2 separate regions of the Homo sapiens genome follow, and region 1 is linked to region 2. A link is a loop called in an ENCODE intact Hi-C map of the cell type or tissue named here. Cell type or tissue: endothelial cell of umbilical vein. All regions are shown on one strand. Each heading gives the region's core, and the rest is flanking DNA. Links, peaks and the distances in the headings are about the cores only.

What was found. Hi-C counts contacts between places; a loop is a spot of excess contacts. Peaks named below come from ENCODE experiments on the same cell type or tissue, not always from the same donor. Only the 100,000 strongest peaks of a DNase experiment are listed, where the experiment ranks them.
Region 1: a loop joins it to region 2, with 4 times the contacts of the local background. A loop is called at or near these places in 2 of 110 quality-filtered maps.

The regions. Positions count from the first base shown.
Region 1 is chr9:88,526,821-88,542,252 of GRCh38, reverse strand. It overlaps NXNL2 (nucleoredoxin like 2), which reads right to left and starts at 7,075. Exons shown (of 2, transcript NM_001161625.2): 1 at 6,517-7,075. The coding sequence starts at 6,818. LOC105376134 (a long non-coding RNA gene) reads left to right here and starts at 7,713. Exons shown (of 2, transcript XR_007061653.1): 1 at 7,713-8,239; 2 at 13,489-14,293. RefSeq lists enhancers at 5,621-6,454, 6,455-7,289. In endothelial cell of umbilical vein, for the core only: no CTCF peak of the experiment used is centred there; DNase peaks (open chromatin) are centred at 7,352 and 7,472; H3K4me3 peaks cover 1,782 bases; H3K27me3 peaks cover 1,608 bases.
Region 2 is chr9:88,263,097-88,278,528 of GRCh38, reverse strand. No RefSeq gene overlaps it. Among named protein-coding and RNA genes, the nearest start is that of SPIN1, 120 kb to the left of the region's middle. In endothelial cell of umbilical vein, for the core only: no CTCF peak of the experiment used is centred there; a DNase peak (open chromatin) is centred at 7,368; H3K27ac peaks cover 727 bases.

The DNA of each region.
Region 1 (15,432 bases), core at 3,677-11,676, 260 kb before region 2:
TTTTTGTTTTTTTGTTTTTTGAGATGGAGTCTTGCTCTGTCGCCCAGGCTGGAGTGCAGTGACGCAATCTCGGCTTACTGCAAGCTCCGCCTCCTGGGTTCATGCCATTCTCCTGCCTCAGCCTCCCGAGTAGCTGGGACTACAGGCGCCCACCACCATGCCTGGCTAATTTTTTTGTATTTTTTTAGTAGAGACGGGGTTTCACCATGTTAGCCAGGATGGTCTCGATCTCCTGACCTCGTGATCCGCCTACCTCGGCCTCCCAAAGTGCTGGGATTACAGGCATGAGCCACTGTGCTCAGCCAAAAAGAAATCATTTTTAAGAATGAGTTTTAAAACTAACTGTATGTTATATGGGAAATAGTAACGCAGATGACAAAGTATTTAAAACAAAACAATATGGAATATACTACAAATCCCAAGCTGTAAACACAATTAAACACACTTAGGAAGCTGTAGCCTTAAAAACGCTTATCCAAAACTTTAGTATATAGATGACTTATGGATCTAATTCAAGAAGCTAGAAAAATAAGGATGGCACAAACACAAAGAAAGTAGAAAGAAGGCAGAATAAGATTGAGAACAAAAATTACTGACATAGGAAATGAACCAACAAAAACCAACATGGGGTGACCAATAAAACCCAACCTGGTTCTCAGGAAACACTAAAATGTGAAACAAATCTCTACCGAGCCTGGGCACAGTGGCTCACGCCTGTAATCCCAGCACTTTGGGAGGTCAAGGTGAGAGGATCACTTGAGCCCAAGAGTTCAAGACATCCCTGGGTGACATGACAAGACCCTGTCTCCACAAAATAAAAAAAAATTAACCAGGTGTGGTTGCACGCACCTGTAGTCCCAGCTACTTGGGAGGCTGAGGCAGGAGGATTGCTTGAACCCAGGAGTTTGAGGTTGCAGGGAGCTGTGATCACACCACTGCACTCCAGCCTGGATGACGGTGCAAGACCCTAGCTCTAAAAAAAATGTCTACTGAGATTGAGCAAGGAAAAAGAGAGAATGCAGAAGAATATCAAAAATCAGGCCAGCCTGGTCATTACACAGGCCCAGTGTGGACTGAACCTCCTTGAGGGGACACTGGTGGGTGACATGACAAGACCCTATCTCCACAAAATAAAAAAAAATAACCAGGTGTGGCTGTGCACACCTGTAGGCTCAGCTACTTGGGAGGCTGAGGCATGAGGATCGCTTGAACCCAGGAGTTCAAGGTTGCAGGGAGCTGTGACCACACCACTGCACTCCAGCCTGGATGATGGTGCAAGACCCTAGCTCCAAAAAAAAAAAAAAAAAAAAAAAAAAATCTACTGAGATTGAGCAAGGAAAAAGAGAGAAGGCACAAGAATATCAAAAATGAGGCCAACCTGGTCATTACACAGGCCCAGTGTGGACTGAACCTCCTTGAGGGGACACTGTTGGGAGGGCTGTGGCCTTTCTGGGGCTGCATGACCCCTGCCAGGACAGGCCTATTCCCCAAAGAACCAATGGACACAGCCCCCACCCCGGCAGTCCGGACCTGCTCCCTGTGGTGTCCAATGACTCACCTGGGGAGGGAAAGGAAAAGTGGGAAAAAATAAAAATGTAAACTATTCTCTAAAACCTATCATGCACAGTGAAAAAAAGACACAGCAGAGACCACTCAGCCAAAACTGTATTTGCAGAACTGAGAAAGTCATGTCTCAAACACAGAGCAGATGTGAATTCATGTCAAACTGCAGGTTTAGGGGACACCAACTCCTTCACGAACAGCCATGAGTGCTCACAACAGGGGAGGCGCGTGTGGAACTCGGCCAGATGGAGCCTGGACAGGTCAATGAACCACAGCAGTCAGCATGAAAGATGTGGCAGAGATGTCCCTCTCTAGCATCTTAAGAATCCTGCACAACACCTATTTTTTTTTTTTTTTTAAGATGGAGTCTCGCTCTTTCGCCCAGACTGGAGTGCAGTGGTACAATCTCGGCTCACTGCAACCTCCGCCTCCCAGGTTCACGCCATTCTCCTGCCTCAGCCTCCAGAGTAGCGGGGACCACAGGCGCCCGCCACCATGCCTGGCTAATTTTTTGTATTTTTAGTAGAGACAGGGTTTCACCGTGTTAGCCAGGATGGTTTCGATCTCCTGACTTTGTGATCCACCCGCCTCGGCCTCCCAAAGTGCTGGGATTACAGGCGTGAGCCACCACGCCCGGCCGCACAACACCTAAAATTTAAAATGCCTAAGCAATTAGCTTTCCCCAAAGGCATAAAACAAAAATGTGTGGCCAGGTGCGGTGGCTCACGCCTGTAATCCTAGCAATTTGGGAGGCCAAGATGGGTGCATCACCTGAGGTCAGGAGTTCGAGACCTGTTCACATGGCGAAACCCTGTGTCTACTAAAAATACGAAAATTAGCCGGGTGTGGTGGTGGGTGTCTGTAATCCCAGCTACTTGGGAGGCTGAGGCAGGAGAATCACTTGAACCCAGGAGGCAGAGGTTGCAGTGAGCTGAGCCTGCGCCATTGCACTCTAGCCTGGGCAACAAGAGCGAAACTCCATCTCAGAAAATAAAAAAGAAAGAAAGAAAAAGGTGAAGAAACGAGAAACAACCAAGTAACTCTTTGCATAAAGACTGCAGCAAAATGGCCAGCAGCCTGATTTAAGCTCTTTATCCAGCAGTTTTGGCAAATGGGTTATTTTAGCATCTGTACTTTGGGCAGTGGGACAGGGCAGGGCTCGCACACGTCACTTCCAGAAAGGAAAGTAGACGGTCCGGCTGGGGCCAGACCAGGTGGGACTCTGTTATCTCAGGAACCTGGAACCTCTTCCCCAAGGCCATGAGGACTCCTTGGAGGGCTGCTGGTGGGTCGTGAAGGGGTTGGGATGCCAGCAGCAGCAGCAGCAGTATCTCACCTACAGATTCCTGAGCACCCCCAGGTCCGACAGCATCTGCACTCCTGACAGATTCCCAACTGACATGGGTCCATGCACCAGCCTTTGACCAGCACTGTCAGGAACAATATGGGGTCCCAGGAGCAGCAACACCAACATCACCTGGAAACTCATCAGAAATGCAATCTCCCCACCTCTGACGCTGGGGCAGTGCCCAAGATCTGGTGGTTTATGCTTGCTCAAGTTGGCCAATCCCACAGCAGTCTTCCAGGGCTTTCTGCATCCCCTGCACCAACTGGGAGGAGGTAGGAGACAGCAAGCGGAGAGGAGGCTGGGCATGGTGCCCCTGACAGCACGGGGAGTACAGGCCTGTGGTTTGCTGCTCAGCATCTGTGACCCTCCTTGGGAAACCATGTCTCCTTCATTTTCTGGCATGAACTAGCTGTGTGTCATGGGCAGGCTAGTTAACCTCCTGCACCTCGGATTCCTCATCTACACCACGGGAATAACAGAATCCACCTCCTGGAGTTGTTGTGAGGATTAAATAAACAGCTTAATGAAGAATGAGGCTTGGCACATAATAAGTACTTGATAAATGCTAGCTGTTCTTACTGTGTGGGAAAGACCCACCTCCAATTCCACCTGGGCCAACTGCTCAGTCAGCATATCTATCTGGTGGCCCCTGGCTACACTTAATAGTACAGAAATGGGGAACTAGCCAAATCAGAATCAATGAGGCGTGGTGCAGCACCTGGCTGTGTGCTGGGAAAGAGGAAAGTACAGGAATGCGCAGTCTGAGACACAGCAGCCATTCTGCCACCGTGAGGAGACACAGGATTTGCCAGGCAGCAACTGCCTGCAGCCTGAGCAAGGGGCAGACGTGGCAGAAGGCGAGCCACAAAGCTGCATCCTCCGTGGCCTCCAGCTTGCCCTTGACACCATCTTCTGGCTGATGGGTGTCTCATTAAAGCCAGCCCATAACCTTTACTGTTCAAGCTCTTTGAGTTGTTCTCATTGCTGCTGTTTTAATCACTTGCAACATTAAATCAAGCTCTAACACAGTCAGGGGGATGCAGAGCAGGCTGGGCTTTGAGGAATCAGGAGGGTGGAGGTGGTCATTTCACTGATATTCCAAGAGACACTCAGTACCAGCCCTCAAATCCCCATGCTGGCAGCCTCTGCCTGGGGACAAATGTAACCTTGGAGCTGCACATGAGAGGCAAAGAACCTCACTTTTTCCCTAATGTCATCTCAATCCCCTCTGGGCCCTGAGCTGTGTCCACAGAGAAAAGAACTTGCTTTTGGAGGAGAGAATGTTGTCATGGTAATAACTTAGGACTTTAAGCATTTGGGGAAAATCCAAGAGCCCAGTTCCTCCTTGTCCTCAGCACTGTTGCAACCAGCGTTGGTCCCTGCCTTCAACTAACACAGCCACATCCTTGTTGCTGGCATAAACCACACTTCTGGGTTGCCATGGCAACTCCTGACTCTAGTCTGTCATCTCAGCCAGGAGCAGGCTGTGGCCAAGCAAATCTCTCTGCAGAACTGTCTTTTGCTCACTTGCTTCAACTACTCACCAAACACACTCCCTGGGGATGCCAGGCACTGAACCATGTCTGGCTCTGTCCTGTGGGCAATGGAAACTCAGGAAACCCCCGGAGAGTTGGAGCAAGGCATGGCTAAACCGGATTGGTCTTTGAACCAAGAGCCAATCAGATGGGAACACCAAGGTCCTGTAGACGTAGGATAAGCAGAATTTAGGGCGTAGCTCCAACAATTCCCACAGAATATCCCACTACCTAGCTTACACATGACAACAACAGAGTTAAGGAAGTTCAGTGTGGAAAGGGGTAGGGACAAACAGCTAAGTTTACAAAAAGAAAAATCCCTCCCAGGCCAGCCAGGCTGAGAAGATAGGAGCACACAGCTGACCCACGTCACGCAGCTCACTGCCTCCAGCTGGAGCTCACAGGCTTGACCAGAGCATCAGAAACAGACGAGCAGTCTCCATGGCCCCAAGCGATGACCTCCCCAGTCCAATCTGTGTGCCGCTGGGGACCAAGACTCACCACCCCCTCAGTGAGGAAGTAGGGCACGGCAGAAAGAGGGTCCTCAGAGCCAGGAGAACTGAACTCTATGCCTCAATGGCACATCTGTAAAATGGGGCAATAGACTAGAGAGCTGGGACATAACCAGCGGACACATGAGCTCATATGTGATCAGCTCAACCCTGACAACAACCACGTGATGTATCATATGCTCAGCAATAAAATACCTTGCCTGCCATCACCTGGCAAGTAAATCCCAGAGCTGGGCCAGAGCTTTGTGCCTAATTACTATAATGATACTGCCATCGTCTCTCGCTTTCAAACCTGCGTTCTTTCAAAAGCTTACAAATAACTTGAGTACTAAACAAGTCCAATCCTGTTTTTAAAAGCACCACTTGAACTGATTCTGTAAGAAATCCTTTTGCAAAGTGAACCACCCATCTTGGAGATTCATTATCAATAGAACTTTCAGAGTCCCGGTGTGAGTGAGGCTCCCAGAAGCAGGTTACCCCCCTGGAAGGCTGGGCGGTGCCCTGCCTGGGCCTCCTCTTTCACTGGGAATCACCAAAAATCATGTTTGGGGGAATAATTAGATTTCTTCCCATTAATTACTCATCTACAAAACTTTCCAAAGTTAGCTTCCAGTTTTCATTTTCCAGAAGGAATGTCATCTCATGATAATCAGTTTAGGGGGTAATGCCACAACTTAATGATAATCTCCAGAAATGTGAGGCTGTAAAGCAAAACCCAGAAATTCACATTGGTACCTAGAAGGGGGTGGCCAGGACAACATACTTGACGAGGCCTGCTTTAAACCTAAGTCTGGACTCTTACACCATAGGAGACCACAGGAGACCCACCCCAAAAGCAGAACAATCAATCCCTGTAATCCCCTCTCTGCCAATCCCTACCCCCTCCTTTGCAACAGTTAGAGTAATAAAGTTTATAGTAATGAGTTTTATGCTTCTCTAGTGATGAAATTCCATCAGTGTCGGTAAAAATGAAACCGCAAAGGTGGCCAGCACCTGGGTTCCTGCCAGCCTTGAAGCCCCCGTCCCTCCCTCCCAGCAAACCAACCACGGCCTGCACTGTGGGTGCCTGTCACAGAGCTGATGTCCTCGCGGGTCATCCCTCATCCCCGCATCCAGACACCGGGTCATGTCCCTGTGCTTCCTGCCCACTAACTGGGAGGATGACGCAGCGGCGCCGGGAGTCCAGGGCTGATTGGGCCGGCGGTTCCCGGAGCCGAGCCCGCGAACTCACAGCATCACCACCACTGGGAGCTCCTTCGCAATGCAGATTCCCGGAGCTCCAGACCCCAGGCAGAAACGCGCCCGCGTCCATGCTCCACGAGCCCCCTTGGGGTGCCGATGCCCTGGGTTTTCGAATCTGGTCTGCACCCTCCCTGGTCTCCAAGAGAGGTTGAAACTGAGACTGAGTGTGATTTACCGGAGTCCGGACGTGAACCGAGAGACGGGGAGGTGTTGGGGGGGGGCGTCATAAAGAGCTCCCCAGTGCAGAGGGGGAGGCCTGGGGGAACATGGGGGAGACGTGCCGGGCGGCCCCCGCCCCCCCAGGACCCCCACTCACTGCCGGTAGGGGTCGTGGAAGGGCAGCGCCAGCCAGGCGCCATGCAGCTCGCGCATGAAGTCCAGCATCTCCTGGGAGCTGCCGTCGGCTGACACGAAGACCACTTCGAAGGGCGCGGGCCGCCGCGCCTCGGCCACCAGCGCCGTATAGAAGTCGCAGAGCAGCGGCGTGAAGTCGCGGCTCGGCGCGCACCGGGCCGCCGCGAAGTACAGTGCCACCACCTTGTTCTGCAGCGCCGCCTCGGCCTCCACCGTCGCGCCCTTACAGGTCACCAGGTGCCGCTCGCCCAGAATGTCAACCATGGCGCAGACACGCAGCCACCTGAGACCCGAGGACACCTGCAGGAGGATGATCACCTGCGGGGAGGCGGCGGCGAGCGCCGCGGTGCCCCGCCTCTGTCCGCACCACCGGGCGCTGGACCTCTCAAGACCTGCCCCAGATGCGCCCACACCTTGGCCAGGCCTCGCCTGTGGCTGGAGCAATTGTGTTCGCGCCGACAATGAGACACTCAGACACCAGAGACCCCAGATACCTGGGCGACAGCGCGGCACCCGCCTCTGGGAGCGGGGCCAGCCAGGCAACCTCAAGCCCTCAGGTCTCTGCACCCTCCCCCAACTGCGCCCCGCCCACACTCCTGCGCCCTCCCACCACTGCGCCCCGCCCACATTCCCCGCAAGCTCCCCAACTGCGCCCCGCCCACATTCCGCACTCTCCACCCACTGCGCCCCGCCCACATCCCGCACTCTCCACCCACTGCGCCCCGCCCACATCCCCGCCCCCGCCCCCACTGCGCCTCGCCCGCATCCCCACACTGTCCCCCACTGCGCTGGGCCCACATCCCTACACTCTCCACCCACTGCGCCCCGCCCACATCTCCGCACCCTCCCCCACCGCACCCCGCCCACATCCCCGCACTCTCCTCCAACTGCGCCTCGCCCACATTCCACAGTTTCCCCTCACTGCGCCCCGCCCACATCCCCGCACTCTTCTCCAACTGCGCCTCGCCCACATTCCACAGTTTCCCCTCACTGCGCCCCGCGCACACTCCCGCTCCCTCCCCCACTGCGCCCCGCCCACACTCCCGCGCCCTCCCCCTCACTGCGGCCCGCCGACATCCCGCGCCCCCGCCCCCATCCCGACTGCGCCCCGCCCACCTCCCGCGCCCTCTCCCACTGGTTGTCCAGCCCACATCCTGCACTCCCTCCACTGCGCCCCGCTCACACTCCCGCACCCTCCCCACACTGCGCCCTGCCCACACTCCTGCACTCTCTCCCCACTACGCCCCCTACCACATCCCGCGCCCCCGCCCCCATCCCCACTGCGCCCCGCCCACACTCCCGCGCCCTCGCGCCCCTGGGCTCTCCCGTCGTGGGCACTCTCCCCAGCGCTTCTACACTTTCTCCCGACGCAGCGCCCTGCCCTCCGTCCCGCCCCACCTATTGCCTCCTGCGCTTCCCCCACACCGTGCTCTTCCTCCTCCTTCACTTCCTCCCACTCCTCGCGCTCCCCTTCAGCGCCCCACGCAGCCCCTCCCCCAAAACCCCGCGTCGCTCTCCTTCCCTCCTGGCCTCTCTTCCAGTCTCGCGCTCCCTGCCGGGCCCCGCCGCAGGTGTCCCGCAGCCGTCTCCCCAGGGCATTTGAATCTTGCCTTGGAGCTCTTGCCGCGCGGCCCAGCACCCTGGAAGAGGCATCAGGGAGGATGGGACGACGAGGAAGGGGAAGGGTAATTGGGCTTGGAGCGGGCTTGGGCGGGGTGGTAGGGAACCTGAGCTCCGTTGGTTCAGGGTGTTTGCCCCTGACATCCTGTGGCCTGGCTGGGAGGGTTCGTGAAGTTCAGGAAGAAATTGGGAGCAGTCCTTACAGAATGTTTTATTTGAAGAACCAAGAGTATTAATTTTTTGGCGAGCACTGTTGTAGGCCCTGGGAATTCAGCAGTGAGAAAAATAATTTCAACTCCCTGCCAGACCCGGGCTAGAAGGAGGCAAGCGAGCGAGGCACTCGCATAGGGGCAAAATTTAAGGGCGCGACAAAAAAACTCAGTAGTCAAGGTAAATAATGTTTTAATACAATATCTTAAAAAGTCAAAATGAATGCAAAAAAAGTTTATAATGAACAAAATATCAAAAACTTAAAGACAGTGAATGAAACCAAAATATGCCATCCTAAAATATGCCGCTTTGGTATATTGATTATTTTGAGCGAGAGGCACTTGAAAAATAGCAAATGCAGAGAGACGTTCTCCCCTTACCTGTCTAAAGACGGAACCTCCAAAAGAAACTGATTGTCGTAAATTCCCTCCCGGGAGGATGGACTCTTATCACAGCAGAAGTCCACACCACACCTAGACAAACTTTGTCACAAACTCATAAAGACTTATGCATCTTTCCTAAAAATCAGTTACTCTCCCCTAAGTGGCCTACACCAGCTTCCAGTTCCCCAATTTTAGAAGCTCTCAAAGCTCACTGGTTTGGGGGGTTTTCACCTAGTTTCCTGCAATGCCCCCATGCAGGTGATATTAAAGATTAATAAATGTGTATTCCCGTTCCCCCCGTTCATCTGCCCGTTGGCAGTTAATTTCATAGAGCCAGCTATGGAACTGGGGAGGACAGAGAGAAGGTCTTTGCTCTCCTAAGACAAGATGGATCCCCCACTGACTTTGGACTCCCGTCACGTTCACCGACCCCTGAGTCCTGCTCCTGTGCCTGCCTGGAGCTTATGTTCTAACGGGCACAAACAATAAATAAGGAAGATATTTTGCAGGTGCTATGCCAAAAGAAGAGCCATGAGGAGGGGCGCAGGTTTTTGTTTTGTTTTATTTTGGTTTGGTTTGGTTGGTTGGTTGAGATGGAGTCTCGCTCTTGTTGCCCAGGCTGGAGTGCAATGGCGTGATCTCGGCTCACTGCAACCTCCGCCTCCCGGGTTCAAGCAATTCTCCCGCCTCAGCCTCCTGAGTAGCTGGGATTACTGGCGCGTGCCACCACGCCCAGCTAATTTTTGTATTTTTAGTAGAGACGGGGTTTCATCATGTTAGCCAGGCTGGTCTCAAACTCCTGACTTCAGGTGATCTACCCACCTCTGCCTCCCAAAGTGCTGGAATTACAGGCTTGAGCCACCGAGGGGCGCAGTTTTAATCTAGCGGTGAGAGGAGTCAGGGAAGGTGAAATTTGCGCTTCCTGAGGACCCGCCTGCCGGCCCGGGCTCCCCCAGTCTCGCCGTTAAATGAACGGAAATTGGCGGACGCCGTTGCCTGCAGGCACAGCCCGTCGGCTCGGTTGCGTAAATGTACTTAGCAGCCAAAGCTCAGTGGAAACCCTGCGGGAGGATTGATTGGCGCTCTTAGGTGAAGCAGGCTGTCAAGAGCCCCGATTCACTGTCCTCTGGGGAAAATGGATAGACAAATCGGAGGAAAAAATTGAGAGGAACTGTGAGCAGTATAAATCTTGCATGAGGAGGCCCCTGACTTACGTTAAAACTCAGAGGTAAGAGGAATGAAATGCAGCTAAGCTCTCAAAATCATCCAGACTATTTTGTTTTGTCATCTTATCCTTGAACACACAATGAGCCAAAGTAGACAGCATTCCTAATTAGTTGACGGTGCCACCCTCCCGAGAAAATTAACGGTCATTCGCATTAATACTGCCTGCCCTGGGGAACTCACCCAACCTCCATCCAGGAATGGATCGCACTTCCTGCTGCCGATGTCGGGGGCAGGGCGGCTTCCTAGGCATGCAGACCCTCAGAGGCACAGGGCCCTGCACTCACTTGGGGCTCAGTGTTCTGCGGTTGCAGTCTTTGTTGTTTTGTTTTTTGTTTAGAAACTGAATCTCACTCTCTTACCCAGGCTGGAGTGCAGTAGTGGGATCATAGCTCACTGCAGCTTCCAACTCCTGGGCTCCAGGGATCCTCCCGCCTCAGCCTCCTGAGTAGCTAGGACTATAGCCACATGCCACTATGCAAGGCTAATTGTTTTTATTATTATTATTATTATTTTTTAGAGATGGGGTCTCCCTCTGTTGCCCAGCCTGGTGATTTTTTTTTTTTTTTTGGATGGAGTCTCGCTCTGTGGCCCAGGCTGGAGTGCAATGGCGTGATCTCAGCTCACTGCAACCTCCACCTCCCAGGTTCAAGTGATTCTTCTGCCTCAGCCTCCCGTGTAGCTGGGACTACAGGTGCACGCCACCACGCCTGGCTAATTTTTTTATTTTTAGTAGAGACGGGGTTTCACCATATTGACCAAGCTGGTCCCTAACTCCTGACCTCGTGATCCGCCCGCCTCAGCCTCCCAAAGTGCTGGGATTACAGGCGTGAGCCACCGCACCCAGCCAAAATTCTTAATTTATCTTTGAATTTGTGTGGTATATGAGAGGTCTTGGACAGTGGCACATATGTGAGTGTTTGGACCCTAGCTCATGTGTGCTCCCACCTGCCACTGCCTCCCTACCTCCCCAAGACAGGTTCTTCTTCTTATTATTATTATTTTGAGACTGAGTCCCACTCTGTCACCCAGGCTAGAGTGCAGTGCTGTGATCTCAGCTCACTGCAACCTCCGCTTCCTGGCTTCAAGCAATTCTCCCTGCCTCAGCGTCCCGAGTAGGTGGGATTACAGACACCTGCCACCACGCCCAACTAATTTTTGTATTTTTAGTAGACACGGTTTCACCATGTTGGCCAGGCTGGACTTGAACTCCTGACCTCAGGTAATCCGCCTGCCTTGGCCTCTCAAAGTGCTGGGATTACAAGAGTGAGCCACTGTGCCCAGCCCAAGATAGGTTCTTGACTGCTCAATCCTCTCCTCCTTTTGGTGTCCTGGGCCACACCTGGACTCCCCATCTCCACCTCCACCCAGGAACCGCTAGTGTCCTCTGTGGTCACTGGGGGCCCAGGTGGTGGGGGGAAGACTGACGTCCGATGCCTTTGCCCCACAAGGTCTCAGGGTAGGTACGGCATAGGAATAGCTGGTGGCCTGCAGGGCCCCCAGACAAGGGTGAAAGTTGACATTCACCCTGTGCCCAAGAAAGTATGACATTCAATGGCAAATAAAAGACCATGCTAGAAAGAGAAAAGCTTTTGCATATTAGTGCCTTTGCTGGCACTTTCCTTTCCTGCTTGTTGAACAAGGGGCACTGCATTTCCATTGCTGGGGAGAGCAGCCCACTCAGTGTTAATGGAAAAACCAAACTCTGTAAACTATTTGAAAGAGGTTTATTCTGAGCTAGTATGAGTGACAACAGCCCAGGGAAAGACATAAACTGAAAAAGCCTTGAGTCAGTGGTCTCAGGGCAGTTAGATCGCAACTCTGTTTTACACATTTCAGGGAAGCAGAAGTTATGAAAAAGTCATAAATCAATACATGAAGATTAGACATTGATTTGGCCCAGAAAGGCAGAATATGTTAAAGTGGGGGCTTCCTGGTCATAGGTCACTCCAGAGTCTTCAATTTGCAATTGGTTAAAAGAGTAAAACTTTGTCTAAAAATTTTGAATCAGCAGAAAGGAATGTTTTCAGTTAAGGAAGTCTGTTAACCAAACCACTGGGTCAGAGTGACCCATGGGGTGTGTGACTTAATCCTTGCCTGACATGGACTTAGGTCCTATTTATCATTTGCTACCTTATTGTCACAAAGAGTCTGTTTTGTTAGTCTTATGATCTGTATTTTAACATTTATGCTGGTCAGTTCTGCCTAAACTCCAAAAGGGAGGGCATGTAACAAGGCATGAGTCCAACCTCCCTTCCCATTGTGGCCAGGAATTTCGTTTTTAACTTTTTTCTGGGATCCTCTTGGCCAACAGGGGGTCTGTTCAATGAGTAGAGGGTTAGGATTTTATATTTAGTTTACATCAGGGACCTGGGTGAAGCGAGTAAGCCCTCCAGGGAGGTGTGATCATGGGGGAACAGAGTCAGCCACCCCCATCCCAGATTCTCCTTGGACTGCCTGCTCTGAGCGGCTGTGTGTAGACAGCAAGGAAGAGGGGTCTTCGTCAGATGCGTGCACCAGAGACTCCAGAACAGCTCAGCCTGGCTCACTCAGTAAAGGGCATTCTCAAGGGTCATTGCTGACTCTTCCGGGGCAGCCAGTCTTCAAATGGACTTTCCCAAACCCCTTCCTATTGCAGAAAGCTTGTGTCATTTGCCTCCAAATGCTGTCCCCCTGACCTCTCCCTGGGGAGGGAGTGGGCTGCAGGTGCCACAGGATGCAGCATGAAGCCCTGCATTCTCCCACCGCTGCTGGAGCCAAGTTCTCCTTCATGTTTCTCTCTGCACAACACACACAGGAACACTCACAAATGCAGTCCTGGAAACAGGATTAGGTGGCCCCTACTTTCCTAGCTGGGATATGCAAAGCCACTTTCATACCAAACTTCCTTCCAGGGCATCTAAAGGTGACATGAGTGTGGGCATCTGTAAGCAGCTTTACTTGCCTTGGACAACCACAGGGAAACTGGGCAGTGAGTCCCACTCCAGATGCTGGCCGGAGAGACCCCAGTGAAGGCACCCTCAGGCCTGCCCTCCCTCCCTGAGCCCCTCTCCCCTCCCCGCTGCCCCTGATTTAAGGGTAGTCCTTTCTGCATTTCCTCCCGAGAGCACGATAATAACTCACTGCTTGACCAACTTCAGACAGACTCCTCCGGCACTTTTTTCAGCTAGGCCTCATCCTTGGACCCCGTGCTCAGCCTGCCTGAGCCAGTCTTAGCAAAGAATCCTGTTAAGTCCTCTTCTGCCTTTAGTATCCAATCATCCTGGCCTGCCTGCAGCAGGTGTCCTGTTAAGTTAGTTTAGCAAGATACCCCCCTACCGTCAAGGTCCCCTCTGTTTTCCATCTGCCAACCCCCCACCTCCACCCTGTTCCTGGGCTGTAAATCCCCACTTGTCCTTGTGTTGGGAATTGTGCTCGGCGCTTTCCTTTTGCAGTAGTGCTCAACAGAGTCTGTCTTTTTGCCTTGGATAGTGTTCAGTTCTATTTCTCATTAACAGTTATGAAGGGCTGTGACACCTTGCTTGGCTTCTAGTCTTGACATAGACTAAAAGGCAGAAGGTTTCCAGAGCTCACGCTGGATGGCTGGGCAGATGAGGTCTTCAGAGACTCTCCAGGGAGGTACGGCTCTGCCTTTCTACTCAGTATGCAAGCTCCCCAGACTTCTGAAGAGGGATGTTTCTCCTTAGAGAAAGTCTCCCTGAATGTGGGTATTTCATAAGTTCTTGGACCAGTTCTGCTCTTCTCAGTCCTGCTTTTTGTCAACATACATTGAATCACTTCTCCCTGGCAAAAGAGCAGCATGTGAAGAAAATGTGATCCTTGGTGGTTTGACATGAAATTGACTTTTTCTTCTAGCAACACTTATGAATATTCAAATACAATTATGGAAAAGATTTTTTGCACTGATCAGCATAACAAACAAATTAGACATCCCAGTGTGCAAATATAACTTTCTGAATTTCCTAGTTTTAAATATTCCAGTGGCCAGGATACCCTATCCAGAGGAAGCAGGACCGTCTCAGCTGACCAGGGCCCTTGCCTGCTAATAGCATCATGCATACCTTGTTTCTTCATGAGGCTGCTTGCCCGAGTTCCAATCCACCAGGAATTCATCTTGTATCATAGCTGATGGATCCCGTGTCTCGTTTCTAAGTTGGAGCATCACTTTGCAGCTCCCAACCAGGGCCAGCCACAAAATTTGAAAGGCCCAGTGCAAAATAAAAATGCAGAGCCCCTTGTTCAAAAAGCAGGAAAAGAATGGGCCAGCAAAGGAACTAAAATAAACGAAAGCTTTTCCCTTTCTTCCATGGTCTCTCTTTTGACCTATCATGGTGTTTTTATTTGCTACTGAATATCATGCTTTCTTGGGACAGGGTGAGTGTCAACTGTCACACTTGCCCAGGGGCCCTGCCGAGTGACTTGGTGGGTACACAGTCCACCAGCTGCTTGCATGGCCACGCCCACCCTGAGATGCCACGGGTAGTGTAGTAAAAGCATCTGATGTCAACCCCACACCCCTCCACACATACACACTCAGGTTCCCGCAGACCATGGAGGGCACCAGCGGTTGCTGGGTGAGGGTGGGGATGGGGAGGCCATGTGGGGCCCAGGACACCAAAGGGAGGGAGACGAGCAGTCAATAATGTGCCTGGGAGAGGTGGCGGACCAGCAGCAGATGGGAGCACACATGAGGCAGGCTCCAAGTGCTCACGTATGCTCCACTGTCCAATGAGGCCTCACTTACACCACACAAATTCAAAGATAAAATAAAGTTTTTTTTGTTTTGTTTTGTTTTGTTTTGTTTTGGAGACAAGAGTCTCACTCTGTCACCCAGGCTAGAGTGCAGTGGCGCAATCTTGGCTCACTGCAACTTCCACCTTCCAGGTTCAAGTGATTCTCCTGCCTCAGCCTCCCAAACAGCTGGGGCTACAGGTGTCCACCACCACACCTGGCTAATTTTTTGTATTTTTAGTAGAGATGGGGTTTCTCCATGCTGGCCAGGCTGGTCTCAAACTCCTGACCTCAAGTGATCCGCCCCCCTCGGCCTCCTAAAGTGCTGGGATTAGAGGCATGAGCCACCGTGCCCAGCCTGATAAAATAATTAAGAATGTCAAGACAGCAATCACAGAGCACTAAACCCCAAGTGCAGGGCCCTGTGCCTCTGAGGGGCTGCATGGCCACGAAGCCACCCTGCTCCAGCATTGGCAGCAGGAAATACAATCCATTCCTGGATGGAGGTTGGGTTAGTTCCTCAGGGCTGCTGTAACAAAGACAACCTGGGTGGCTCCAAACAACAGAAATGGGCTATCTCATAGTTCCAGAGGCCAGAAGTCTGACATCAGCGTGGTGCAGGGCCGTGCTCCCTCTGAAACCTTAGGAAGTCCTTGCTTGCCTCTTCCTGGCTTCTGGTGGCTGCAGCAATCTTTGGAGTTCCTTGGCTT
Region 2 (15,432 bases), core at 3,378-11,377:
CATTCTAGGATATGAGATTAACTAATTTATTCATTCATTTAGTTATCCATGACTTCAAGAAATAATTATTTGGTGCCAATTCCTAGCTCTGTGCTAGGAATTGGAACACGAGCATTTCCTCTCCTGACAAGCAAGTGTATATAGCAGCTCTGCAAGGTTCTGTGTGGCACCTCGGGAAAGTGGTCCAGCGACAGGGGACACCTGGGGAAGAACGAAGCTCACCAGGGCTCAGGAAACAAGGTGATTCAGACGCAGGGCTTGAGGCTTGAGACGGGAGGGTGAGGGGGGCGTGTTTGAGGCCAGGCAGGGTACGCTGAGTTTTAAGGCTGTGAGGAGGAGGAAGTCTCCTGCACTGAGGCCTCAAGGTAGGATGGGCTAAAGGTGCCGAGGGGACAGGCGGGACCACAAGCCGGCTGAGCTCAGGCAGAGACCAGGTGAGGAGGCAAGCAGCCTCCTGGGATTCCATTCAGGGGCAGGGGCAGCGTGCAGGGAGCAGGCTAATCTAGGATTACATCTGGTTCATCACGGTACAGGTAGATATTCTCATGGGACATAGATTCTTATATGTTATGTATAGATTGTCATACTAGATTAGATCTGCTATACGCTATGGACCTAATCTATATCTTGCTTACATTTCCTCCACCTCCAGGGCTGCACCCTACAGAGGAACAGGAGTGGAGCAGAAGCTCTGTGGCCGTCAAGCAGGAGGTGAGGTTGTCCTGGACCAGCGCAGTGGCTGCTGAATGGAAAACGGGACAGGCATAGAGGGTACATGAAGGTATCTTGAAGGTCTTGCTCAAGAACTGGATGTGGTGCATGAAGAGAAGGAAGAAACGATGAATTCTTGGGTTTTGGTTTGAAATTTGGTAAATGTGCCATTTACTGGGATTGAAGCAGAGGGCAAGTGAAGAATTGTTTTAGTTTAAACTTTGAGATGACTCAGGTATTGAAATAGTGAGTAAGGAATAGAAACTTGGGTTTGGAGGTTGGGGGAGGATTCTGGGTTGATTTTGAATTTGGGAGCAGGTAGGTGTTATTTAAAGTCCATAGTGTAGGCCAGGCATGTAATCCCAGCACTTTCGGAGGCCGAGGTGGGCAGATCACTTGAGGTCAGGAGTTAGAGACCAGCCTGGCTAACATGGTGGAAAACCCATCTCTATTAAAAATACAGAAATTAGCCAGGCGTGGTGGCGCACACTTACAATCCCATCTACTCGGGAGGCTGAGACAGAAGAATTGCTTGAACCCGGAAGGCAGAGGTTTCAGTGAGCTGAGGTTGCACCACTGCACTCCAGCCTGGGTGACAGAAAGACTCCCTCTCAAAAAAACAAAAAATAAATAATAAATAAATAAAGTCCATAGTGTATAGCAGATCTAATCTAGTATAACAATCTATACACAAAATATAAGAATCTATGTACTTTAAGATTATCTACATGTACTATGATAATCCAGATGTAATAATTTTCTTCTGCAAGAAAAGTTGTAAAGTCACAGGACTGGATGAAATTAGCAAAGGAGGGAGTACAACTAGAGGAGATTTCAATGGGCTGTTATGGCCCCTGCAAAAGTGAAGGGAACCCCGTGAATGCTGAGTCCTGATGTTGAGGCTGGTGGTGCCACACATAGAAGAGGGTATGAAAGAAAAGGCTTATTACTCAGATGATGGCCAACTCTGGGTGAGTGGGGCAGGCCTCCCAAGCAGGTCCAAAATGACTCGAGAGAGCCAGGAAAGGGTCCTGGCTTGGGGTTTTACTGTGGTCAGGGTGAATTGAGTTAGGGTTTCCATACACAGGCAAGGGCTTGTGTGATTGACTCTCCTGCTGGGACCAAAGGAGGGAACACTGAGAATTTCTTGTCAGTGTGTGTGTGGAGGGGAGACTTCCTCTATCCTCTTAAGTGCAGTCCCTGAGGCCTGTGAATTAAGCTGACAAAAGAAAGACTAACAGGAAAAAAAAGGTTTATTTGTATGCATATGTTAGCAAACAAAAGAAGTAGCTAGCTTGCTAAATTAAAGTTAGTGGCTTATAAACCTAACTTAGAAGGGAAAAAGGAGTGGAGAGAAAGGTTTCTATGGGAATTGGGAAGAGCAAGTAGGTTTCTTTAGGAAAGACAAAAGGGTTTTTAGGAGAACAAAGAGGAAAAAAGAAAGTTTCTAATAATGTTTGTTTATGCAGGTGTGAGTGGTCTTTCCCATCTACCTCAGGTCCATGAAACTTCCCCGAAGAGGGGATTTATGATAGGGCTACTCCCCATCTTCTTCCTGTGAGTAGAAACTGCCCTAAGGGGAATTTACGGCAGCCTTGGTTTTAAAAAGTTTCCGCTTAATATTAGTCAGTTAAGGGGTGCTCCAGCTTCTTTCTGCATCTGTTGAATCTCAAATGTCTTCAGCATAAAATAGTCTTCATTCCAACTCTGGGGTTCCTAGTGGGTCCCCACAGTAGCTTGTCCAGATGTGGGGCAGAGGGGAAGAGGGAAGGGGGGCTTAAATGCTGTCATCAAACAGGCTCCTCATTCCACCTGCCGACCAATAGGGCTCTGGTGGAGCGATGCCTAGCAGCAGAGTGGAGAATTTGGCTGTCCAGGGAGGCAGGAAAGCCGGGAGGGGAGAAGAGAGAGGAGTCAATTATGACCAGAAGGTTTCAAAGCATGGGGAAGGTCCTCTCGGTTCAGTGGGATAAGGAGGCTGAGGCATTCACTAGATTTGCCACAGGCAGGCCGAGGAGAGGAGTGGTTTCAGTGGAGTGGTTGAGCTGGAAGCCTAATTGAAGAGTTTGTTAGAGAAGTTAGGGGTGGCAGAATACGCCACCCTAAAATATGCCACTTTGTCGTAAGGACTATTTTGAACCGAAGGCAGCTGAGAAACAGCAGACAGAAGATCTCCGTTTCCTCCCCCATTTGCCTAAAAGAAGGACAGAAATTGGTAAAGGTGCCCTCCTCCCTTCTCAACCCGGAAGGAGAGAAGTTCATTGTTAATCACAGGAGACAACTTCAGACTCTTGGCAGCCTAGAGACAGCACCGGAGGAACCCACATAACAAACCTTGCTAACCACCCGTATCGTCCCAGTGGTCTCCCCATATATTTGCCTTTCCGCAATTTGCCACTCCTTGAAAACTCAGTCCTTGGCCTTGGCCTTGTCACTTCTCTGCTAGTGTACTGTTCTTTGTTAAGATGCTACATAACTGGCCAGGCGCAGTGGCTCAGGGCTGTAATCCCAGCACTTTGAGAGGCCAAGTCAGGTGGATCACGAGGTCAAGAGATTGAGACCATCCTGGCCAACAAGGTGAAACCCCATCTCTACTAAAAATACAAACATCAGCTGGGTGTGGTGGTGCGTGCCTGTAGTCCCAGCTACTCGGGAGGCTGAGGCAGAAGAATTGCTTGAATCTGGGAGGCGGAGGTTGCAGTGAGCTGAGATCGCGCCACTGCACTCCAGCCTGGTGAAGGAATGAGACTCCGTCTCAAAAAAAAAAAAGCTACATAACTGTCCCTTTTGGTTACTCATCTTTGAGTTTGGTGTGTCTGCACAGTGCACAGTTAATAAACTTCTGTTTGTTTTTCTCTGGTTGATCTGTCTTTTGTCAGTCTAATTTGCAAGGCCCCAGCTGAAAATCCTAGGAAAGTGGCAGGAAAAGGAATTTTTCCTCCTCTAGGGTAGTGAAGATGTAAGAGTAGACAGATGCTAAATAAGTTTTATCATGAAATGATGTGGGTGTGGGGTCAGGACAGTTGTTTCTAAGTGATGGGAGTTGCTAGAATAGGTTAGTATGCCAAAGAGCGACAGGGGTCCCCAGGAGAGGGAGGTAATGGGGTAATGATGAGGGTGGGAAGTCTTCCTCTAAGTGAGAGGACCCAGAGCTGGGGAGGGAGGGGTCTTGACAGGATGTGTGTGTCACGTTGGAGGAAGAGGGGGTGCTTTCCTTGGCTGGAGTATAAGGGGGTTCGTTAGCTGTGAGTGAGGCAGGGTGGTGGACTCTTAGGACAAGGGAGGAAGTTGGCATTTTGTATGCCCCTGTACTATTCCCCACCCTCTTGACTACAGAGGACAAACGTCCTAATGAGAGTTGGAGCCATCTATGAATTAGCTCCAGGGAAAATATAGAAAGAAAAATCCAATCACATAGAGGGCTGGCCTCCTTTACTGAATTATTCTACCTCTGCAATAAGCAGTTAGACCCATGCTTCTTAGCCTTCTTTTGGTCTTAGGCCCTTTTGAGATTCTGATGAAAGCTATAGAGACACTCCCCAGAACAATGCGCATGCCATTTTGGGGAATTTAAATACTGGGGGAACTCTAGGCCTCTTGATTCATATCCCTTATGCTGGAGGATACTCTGTGGGCAGAAGGGGCATGCAGCCCTGACCTTTTCTTGGAAAAGTGGCAGATGCCATCATGCCCATATAGAATTCCATCTGCTCCTGTTCCTTGAGATCTGGTTAACACAGGCGACATGTGGCTTCACAAGATTCCAGCCTCCCTCCATCCCCACCCATCTCCACAACAATTATAACTTTATAGTCTCCTAATACAAAGAGTGGCTTCATTACCCATTGTTGACTAACCCTTAGATAAAATTGAAATTCTCAGAACAGCCCACATTTTCTCCTTAGTGGTCCTTTTTTTCTGAGCAAGAATTTGATTTCATTTTCCCAAAGGGCATAAAACCTTCATTTCATTTACTCAGAAAATATTTTTGGAGAGTTGGGACACCCCACGCATGGTCCTAGGAGCTGAGGAGACTAAGAAGGACGAGGCAAAAGGGAGCCTCTGTCATGGTGGGGGACGGAGCGCAGATCAGCCAATACATTGTAAAATGATGAGTTTAAATAGACGTAACTGCTAGGAAGAAATACTCTACGTGAAGGTGTATCAGAAAGATCTCCCTCTTGGCCAGGCGCAGTGGCTCACGCCTGTAATCCCAGCACTTTGGGAGGCCAAGGCGGGTGGATCACGAGGTCAGGAGTTCAAGACCAGCCTAGCCAAGATGGTGAAACCCCTTCTCTACTAAAAATACAAAAAAAAAAAAAAAAAAAAAAATTAGTGGGGCCTACAATCCCAGCTACTCAGGAGGCTGAGGCAGAGAATTGCTTGAACCTGGGAGGCGGAGGTTGCAGTGAGCTGAGATTGCACCACTGTACTTCAGCCTGGGTGTCAGAGCAAGACTCTGAAACAAAAAACAAAAAACAAAAAACTCCCTCTTCCCTACAGTGAACCAGGAAAAAGGAGGGCATTTGGGTCTCCCCTGGGAACGAATCTACCCCTTAATGCTGCTGCTTGGACGTGATGGGTGTCGCATGGCCCAGCCTAATGTCCATGGGCCTGGCAGTGTTCCGACGGCCTCCTGGTCACCCTGCTGGTGAAGGAGAGATCCTCCACCCTAAAAAGGGTGAGACACACACAGTGCAGACATCGGCCACATGAGAACTGCAGCAGCTTCTTGGTCACAAATACTCATAGCCTGGGAGCAGAGGACACCATACTCTATGCTGTGCAGGCCACACCAAGACACCACACTCCATGCTGTGCAGGCCACACTGAGACACCATCTCCATGCTGTGCCAGCCACACCAAGGACACCACACTCTGTGCCATGCAGGCCACACAGAGACTGCCCTCAGGAATACAGTGAACCAACAGGGCTGTGGGAGGAGGTTTGTAGTGACAGGCGGGGTTGGTGTCTGGTTCCTGCTGGAGGATGTGCTGGGTTTTTGAAAATAATTCTGCAAGCTGGCAGTAAAGTGAAATCTGTTAGGTTGAGGACCAGGTGGGGTTCAGCTGCTCTGGAACTAGCTGGGTGGGGAGCCTTTTCCACTGGGTGGGGAGCCTTTTCCACTGGGTGGGGGGCGCTTCTGGTGAGAGCAGGGGAACTCACAATTAAGCCTTTGGGGCCTGTGAGGCTAAAAGATGTCATGGCGGCACTTTGAAATTTTAGGTCTTGCAATATAGGGGGGACTCTTGCCTTAAGGGAAGGTCCTGGAACTCTCATGACTGTGGACTGGTGTGGGAACTCCTCTTACAGCAAAGTAGGGGTAAATAATGCATTCTAATTTAGAATATATTCTATATTATATAGAGAATTATGTATATAATATATATTATATAGAGAATTATATATAGAATATAAAAATATATATAGCATGCAATAATGCATTCTACTCCCAGTGTGCACCTTAAAAAGAGTAGGAAATGCTTGCCAAAGTGCCTTTCAAAAAAGGCCGTACCAATTTATTCTCTTTTCTACAGTGCGTTATCATACAGAGAACGTCAGTTTGAGAAAGATAACATGTCATCGTAGGTATTTTAACCAATTCCCATGATCGTTAATAAACGTGAAAACACATTTTTTAAATTAATTTATTTTTGAGACAGGGTCTCACTCTGTCACCCAGGCTGTAGTGCACCAGCACCATCACAGCTCACTGCAGCTTTGAACTCCTGGGCTCAGGCCATTCTCCTGCCTCAGCCTCCCAAGTAGCTAGGACTGCAGGCACACATCATCATGCCCAGCTAGTTTTTTTTGTAGAGATGGAGCCTCACTGTGTTGCCCAGGCTGGTCCTGAATTCCCGACCTCAAGTAATCCTCCTACCCTCAGCCTCCCAAGGTGCAGGGGTTACAGGTGTAAGCCACTATACCAGGCGTGAAAATTGTTTTATACATTTGTAGGCCATTCATATGTGCCCAGACCCTTTGTCTGTTTTCTTTTTTTTTTTGGGGGGCTAATATAAAAAATTGATTCGGCCGGGCCCAGTGGCTTACGCCTATAATCCCAGCACTTTGGGAGGCCGAGGCTGGTGGATCATGATGTCAGGAGATCGAAACCATCCTAGCTAACACGGTGAAACCCTGTCTCTACTAAAAATACAAAAAAATTAGCCGGGCGTGGTAGCGGGCACCTGTAGTTCCAGCTACTCGGGAGGCTGAGGCAGGAGAATGGCATGAACCCAGGAGGTGGAGCTTGCAGTGAGCCGAGATGGCGCCACTGCACTCCAGCCTGGGCGACAGAGGGAGACTCTGTCTCAAGAAAAAAAAAAAAAAAAAGATTGATTAATCAGAGTTAAAGTAAACGTAGACTCTGAATATAAACCCTGTATAGACACAGTGCATATACCTGATTCTCTCATTTTTATACTTTGTTTGAAATCTTTTGTTGTATGGAAGTTTTAAATTTCTGTGTAATTATCATACTTCTATCATTTCTGTGCTTAATCTTGCTTAAGAAGGTCTTTTGTACCCCAGTTTTGTAAAACGTGCTCTTATGCTTTTAAAGCACTTTTCATGTTTGTGCCTTTACTCCGTGAGGAATGTGCACTTGCACAAAGTGAGATAGAGATCTAAGTTTCTAATGTAATTGCTCCAGGAATTTTTGTTTCATTCCATTGTTTTATGTGTCTAACTCTGCCAATATTTGAATTCCTAGGGTGTGTGTAATGTACATGTGGTGATACATGCTTTTTTTTTTTTTTTTTTTTGAGACAGAGTCTCACTCTGTCACCTAGGCTGGAGTATGCAACGGCACGATCTCAGCTCACTGCAACCTCCACCTCGGCCTCCTGAGTAACTGGGATTACAGCTGTGCGTCACCATGCTCAGCTGATTTTTGTATTTTTAGTGGAGATGGGGTTTCACCATGTTGGTCAGGCTGCTCTCGAACTCCTGACCTTAAGTGATTTGCCTGCCTTGGCCTTCCAAAGTGCTGGGATTACAGGTATGAGCCACTGTGCCCTGCCTGCATTAAATAGATTTATTAATGTTAAGATATCCTTGCATTCTTGGGATACGCTCTACTTGGTTATGATATATCATTATTTTGGTTCATGCTGGATTTGATTTGATAATATAGAGAGGACTGAAGAGCTGAGCACTGGCAATTAAAGGTGGCATCACAAAGGCCACTCCTTGTCACATTCCATTGGCTAAAACCAGTCACATGACCATGCATAACTTCCAAACGACAGGAAGAAGTAGAGGAGAATTGGATACTGTCCAACAGTATGAGTTTCTATCAGTCAGGGGCCACACCATTTATCATCCAAACTGGAACACTTTTGAGAGTGAAAGGGGCGTTATTAATAATTATGCTGAGATGACATGTGTGTTGGGTTTTGAATATTTCTTCATTAGGCCATGCACGGTGGCTCACACCTATAATCCCAGCACTTTGGGAGGACAAGGCGGGTAGATTGTTTGAGCTAAGGAGTTTGAGACCAGCCTGGGCAACATGGCGAAAACCCGTCTCTACAAAAAAATACAAAAATTAGCTGAGCGTAGTGGTATGCACCTATAGTCCCGGCTACTCGGCGGGGCTGAGATGGGAGGATTGCTTAAGTCCAGGAGGTCAAAGCTACAGTGAGCCATGATCTCACCACTGCACTCCAGCCTGGGTGACAAAGCAAGACCCTGTCTCAAAAAAAAAAAAAAAAAAAAAAGGCGGGGCGCGGTGGCTCACGCCGGTAATCCCAGCACTTTGTGAGACCGAGGCGGGCGGATCACGAGGTCAGGAGATCCAGACCATCCTGGCTAACACGGTGAAACCCCTTCTCTACTAAAAACACAAAAAAATTAGCCGGGTGTAGTGGCGGGCGCCTGTAGTCCCAGCTACTGGGGAGGCTGAGGCAGGAGAATGGCGTGAACCCGGGAGGCAGAGCTTACAGTGAGCCGAGATCGCGCCACTGCACTCCAGCCTGGGCTACGGAGCGAGACTCCGTCTCAAAAAAAAAAAAAAAAAAAAAAAATTTGTTTTTTTTTTTGGTGAATGTGTGTATTTATTGGGTTGAAAAGTTTTCCCCCAAATTCACACCCACTCAACCTGTGAATATGACTTTATTTGGAAACAGGGTCTTTGCAGATGTAATCAAGGTACGATGAGGTCCTCTTGGACTAGGGTAGTCCCTAACCCAATGACTGCCGTCCTTATAGGAGGGAAACTTGGACACAGACACACAGAGCAGAGACTGCCACATGAAGGTGAAGGCAGGGCATGAAGTTAGGTTGCCATAAGCTAAGGGACACCAAGGATTGCTGGAAGCTCCCAGAAGTGGAAGGTAACCCTTCTTCCCGGGGAAAAAAGGCAAGGGGTCTGCAGTCCGCGGGAAGCCAAGCTAGGAGAAGAGGATCCTCCATTCCCAGTCAGCTCTTTGTCCAGGCAACCCTGGTCACTGCAACACACCATCACCATTCCTAATGATGAAACAGTCAATGTATGCCTCTTATAATCAGGGACAACACAGGGACTGTTACCAAAACACCAGAGAGTTTGGTCTAGGTCCTGCTACTTGCTGCACAGAAAACCAATCACTGAGACATGAGTAGTGCAGGGAAGAAGGCTTTAATCAGGTCCTGCAGCCAAGGAGACAGGAGCTCAGTCTCAAATCCATCTCCCTGACCAACTAAAATTAGGAATTTATATAGCAGGGAAGAAATGTAACTATGTGTGGGAGAATGGGAACTAGGGAGGGGCAAGGAAGCCATCATGATGAATGAGAGGTCTGGCATCTCATTATCTGGATCAGATGATCTGGTGAGTTTCAGTCCTTTGATATTTTTTGAGAGGCCTGGGGTCCTTTCCTGAGGAAGGAACTCAGATAAAACAAATGTAAGTTTCAAGCTTAAAGACCAGAGGGCCAATTTCTATGTTTATTAAAAAAAAAACTGTCTAAGGGATTATTGGGTTGGTTTCAGGGTCTTTAACCATGACCACTTTAATATGTTCTGAAACAGAAGTAAGATGGAAAGTAAAAACAAAATTATAATAATCTGAAGATCATAGGGTGATCTACCTAAAATTGGAAACAAAAATCAATAGCAAATCACTTAAAATGAGAGTTCAATCAGTCATACATATTTTTAAAAATCAGTAGTTTTCTGATATACTTTCAATAAGCTGTCAGAAAACATCAGCCAAAATGAATATAATTCATAAAACAAACAAAAATAATGTGTAACATGATACCTAGGTTGAAAGACAAAAAAAAAAATTCTTTTAAAATAAACATCCTGGGTGTGGTGACTTACACCTGTAATCTCAGAGCTTTGGGAGGCCGAGGCAGATGGATCGCTTGAGCACTACTCATGTTGCCATCCTGGGCAACATGGCAAAAATCCTATCTCTATAAAAGATACAAAAACTAGGAGGGTGTGGTGGCGCATTTCTGTACTCCCAGCTACTCAGGATGCTGAGGTGGGAGAATCGCTTGAGCCCAGGAAGAGGAGGTTGCAGTGAGCCAAGATGGCACCACTGCACTGCAGCCTGGGTGACAAATCAAGACCCTGTCTCAAAATAATAAAAAAAACAACAACAACAATGTCTCTCTTTTACCTTTCACCATATTAGCAAGCAAAGGGAAAATGTGTATAGTCGCCATCACAGTTGCTGAAAAAGACATGTAGTAAAAGTTATAATTCATAACCTCAACATTACCTCTTTAATATTGTCCTGATTTTTAAAATCAACAAAATCCAAATAGCGTATAGATATTTCCTTAGCATGATGAAATGTTTACTTATTGTGGAAATAAATTAAATCACCCAAATGAGTACAAGCAAAGGTTGTTTATTACAGCTTGCTGCAGTTGGAGAGTCAGCACCATCGCTGGTGTTTCCAGGGCCTCCTTGGCTGGCTGAGGAGTGGGGAAGCTTCATGGTGGGAAAAGGAAAGGCCTGGGTGGGCCCTGAGGAAGGCTGCTAGCCTGGGGACGCTGGGGTGATCGATTAGAAGGGGGCGACCTATGAAATTGATTAAGGTTTGTCTTTCTCTGGTTGGTCTTAAGTTGAAAGCAGGGGCAAAAATTAGGAGAGGTGACGGTTTTTAAAAATTTTTATTTACTTATTTTTAATTTTTAAATTATATATTTACAAATTACAGTTATATACATTTATAGGTAAAAAGTGATGTTATGACTTTTGAATACAACGTGAAATAATTAAATCAAGCCAATTAAATCTATTCATCACCTCAAATATTTGACATTTGTGGTGATGAGAACATTTGAGATTTCCTCTCTTAGCAATTATTAGCTCGATAGCACTCAATTATTAGTTCTATTTACCATGTTGTGCAATAGATCTCAAAAAAAAAATCAGACTTGTTCTATCTGACTGAGACTTTGTACCATTGATCATTATCTCCCATTTCCCCCACCCTCTGCCCCCGTAACCACCATTCTCCTCTCTGATTCTATGAGTTCAATTGTATCAGACTCTACACAGAAGTGAGAATATGCGGTGTTTGTTTTTCTGTGTTTGGCTTATTTCACTCAGCATAAATGTTCTTCAGTTTCATGGCTGTTGTCACAAATAACCATTTCTTCCTTGTTTAAAGGTGAATGGTGGCCAGGCGCGGTGGCTCACGCCTGTAATCCCAGCACTTTGGGAGGCTGAGACGGGCGGATCACGAGGTCAGGAGATCGAAACCATCCTGGCTAACATGGTGAAACCCTGTCTCTACTAAAAATACAAAAAAATTAGCCGGGTGTGGTGGCGGGCGCCTGTAGTCCCAGTTACTCGGGAGGCTGAGGCAGGAGAATGGCATGAACCTGGGAGATGGAGCTTGCAGTGAGCAGAGACTGCGCCATTGCACTCCAGCCTGGGCGACAGAGCAAGACTCCGTCTCAAAAAAAAAAAAAAAGTGAATAGTATTCCACTGTGTATATACCGCATTTTTTCTTATCTATTCAGCCATCGATGGACCCTTAGTTTGATTCCATATCTTGACTATTGTGAATAGTGCTGCAACGAACACAAGAGTGCAGATAACTCTTCAACATGCTGATTTCAAATACTTTGGATAAATATCCAGGAGTGGGATAGCTGAGTCACTGTCAGCTGTTAAACACGTCCTGGCAATTTGGGGCTTGCTATTACAGGGGTTCTTGTTTGGCTTCCTGGACAGCTTGTTGGATAGTGGCCTGACTTCCTTCAAGTCTGACTTACAGCAGGCTGGCTTCCTGGGCTGGTTGCTGTAGACAGCAGGTTGGCCTCCTGAACTAGGCTGCAGGTTGTGAGAAAGATCTTTTTTTATACATAATCTGCCCATTGTCTATTTGCATTTTCAGTCTCTCACTACTGATATCTCTGGTCAGAAACCAGTGTCCTGCTTAATGCTAAGACTCTAGAAACAAGAAAAGTCAAGAACAAGAATGTAAACTCCACATCACTTCTTTATTTAATATCGTCCTGGAAGCAAATGCAGTTAAACAGGAAGTAAAATGGAAGATGTGAAACTTGGTCAGGAAGAGACTAAATTACCACTGTTGGCAGATGATATTTAAAAACAGGGGTGGTGGCTCATGCCTGTAATCCCAACACTTTGGGAGGCTGAGGCGGGTGGATCACGAGGTCAAGCAATCGGGACCATCCTGGCCAACATGGTAAGACCCTGTCTCTACTAAAAATACAAAAATTAACTGGGCATGGTGGTGCATGCCTGTAGTCCCAGCTACTCGGGAAGCTGAGGCAGGAGAATTGCTTGAACCTGGGAGGCAGAGGTTGCAGTGAGCCGAGATTACACCAGGGCATTCCAGCCTGGACGACAGAGCGAGACTCTGTCTCAAAAAAAAAAAAAAGAATATATATATACAGGTTATTATTACTATTATTCCGAGATGGGGATTGTGGAAGATTGTATTTTCCAGAGATGTTCACAGAATCAACGTCTCTCCTCCCAACTCTTCTGTGTGTGACCATGTCAGACCAGCCATTGAGACTCTTATAACCCACAGAGTATGGGAGTACTAATGGTGACTGACTTCAGAGGCAAGGCCAGAAATACCCCATGCAGTTTTCTCCTGGTTTTCTCAGTGCACTCACTCTTTCTTGAGATTCAGCTGCCCACTGTGAGAAGCCACCTGTTGGTGCTGTAGCTGACAGTCCCACCAGAGCCCAGCCTTTGAGCAGCAGGCCTGTGAGTGGAGAAGCCTTCAATCCTGCCTCTGTTTTTTTTTTTTTTTTTTTTTTGAGATGGAGTTTCGTTCTGTCGCCCAGGCTGGGGTGCAGTGGCCTGGCCTGATCTCGGCTCACTGCAAGCTCCGCCTCCCGGGTTCACGCCATTCTCCTGCCTCAGCCTCCTGAATAGCTGGGACTACAGGTACCCGCCACCACACCTGGCTAATTTTTTGTATTGTTAGTAGAGACGGGGTTTCACCATGTTAGCCAGGATGGTCTCAATCTCCTGACCTCGTGATCCACCTGCCTCGGCCTCCCAAAGTGCTGGGATTACAGGCGTGAGCCACTGTGCCCGGCCTCTTTTTGTTTTTTTAAAGTCCTCCCAACTGAGGGCCTGGACATCAGGGAAAAGAAATGAGCCACCTGTGGGCTTCACCATAGTGGCTCAAAGCAAAAGCACTTCTAAATGACAGTATTTCTTGGCTTGATCTTGAGGTGCCGCTGCTGTGGGCAGTGTTAGCCCTGCTACATGGTGGCTCCTGAGAGGCCAGGGTGCAGCTGCAGATCCCAGCTTTACAGCTGCCCCAAGAGTCAGGGAGGGCACAGAGCATGGGGCTGCAGCAGGAGCCTGAGTTGGTCTGTAAGGTTGTTTTCCAGGAATGCCGGGGCTGATGGAATTGGACCCCTGGTTGTCCAGTTTTGGTGGAAGTAAAGTGTATTGGGCTGCTTTGGGACAAAGGGTCTTAGAGCCCCTGGGGACCATGGGGCCAGGGAAGCCCTACTGGAAGTTAGTATCTAAGTAATTGTAGCAGGTCTTAATGGTGGATTGTCCACGAGGTGGGCACCCTTGGTGTTCCCAATCTGTAGATGAAAAACCGAGGTTTAGAAACCTGCCCATGGCCGCAGAACCCCACTATGGAGCCATGTTTTCAATCATGATGTCTGTAGAGGGTCACTGGGAGACTTTTTAAAAAGAAATTGACAAAATAATTCCAATTTCATCTTGAAGAATAGACAGGTGAATATGCAGCAGAGTTGCATCTTACAGATCTGTGTTGACAGTGAACTTGCAATTAGGAAATATGTGGAAAAAATTACTACTGCAAACCCCTGTATCAGGTTTCCATCACCAAGACAGGCTCCCTGCAGCACAAAAGTAAGGAATAATAAGGAAAGGCATTCCTCTATCCATTGTTTTCATTTTATCTTCAACTCATGTGTCATATTTTCTTTTTTTTTCTTTTTGTTTTCTGAGACAGGGTCTCACTCTGTCACCCAAACTGCAGTGCAGTGGAGCAACCTCAGCCCATTGCAGCCTCAGACTCCCTGGGCTCAAGCAATACTCCAACTTCAGCCTCCTGAGTAACTGGGACTATAGGCATGTGTGCCACCATGCCTGGCTAATTATAGTCCCCCTCCCCTCCCCTCCCCTCCACTCCCTTCCCCTCCCCTCCGCTCCCCTCCCCTCCCCTCTTTGACAAGCGTCTCACTCTGTGCCCAGGCTGGAGTGCAGTGGCGCGATCTCGGCTCACTGCAACCTCTGCCTCCCAGGTTGAAGCGATTCTCCTGCCTCAGCCTCCCGAGTAACTGGGACTACAGGCGCTCGCCACCACACCCGGCTAATTTTTTGTATTTTTAGTAGAGACGGGGTTTCCCCATGTTAGCCAGGATGGTCTTGATCTCCTGACCTTTGACCTTGTGATCCACCTGCCTCGGCCTCCCAAAGGGCTGGGATTACAGGCGTGAGCCACTGCACCCGGTTTATAGTCCCATTTTCATAGGTGAAGTGTGTGCTGGATGCAGTTCCACTGTGGCTGGGAAAGTCTTACTTAGAGGTAGCACTGTGACGTGGACCTGGCCATACATCCTGGGGATGCGCCCCCACTTTGATAATCTCCCCTAAGAGTGGGACTGTTCCTGTGGATTAGGTCCCCCCTCTAGCTCTGATGTTCTGTGATTCCAAAGGGCAATTCCCAGGACTCCTTCACTCTAGTTAGGGCTGTCAGCTCCCAGTTCTCCGTGTGCTTTCTCATGTAATAGAGGGATAAAACACAGAAGCATTCATTCTGTTTCATAGAAGGATGAAATTAGAGATTCTCACATGATTTAAATAGTGCTTTTGATAGAAAAAGTTTTTAAATCTTTCCTTTTGTGGTGAAGGAAGGGATAAACAGGAAAAACAATGAACAGAAATAGAACCATAATTTGTAAAATTTCCCAGAAAATATGGAAAAAATTGCAACTCCCCTTGAAAACAAAATAATACAAATTTAAAGTACCCCAAAAAGAAGGGGGCAAAGAAGTACATAAAGATACTGGGCCCAGTAGGGGGCTCACATCTGTAATCCCAGCACTTTGGGAGGCCAAAGTGGGAGGATCACTTGGGCCCAGGAGTTTGAGACCAGCCTGAGCAACATAGTGAGACTCTGTCTCTCCAAAATTTTTTAAAAAATTTAGCTGGGTGTGGTGGTGCACGTCTGTAATCCCAGCTACTCGGGAGGCTGAGGTGGGAGGATCACTTGAGCCTGGGAGGTTGAGGCTGAGGT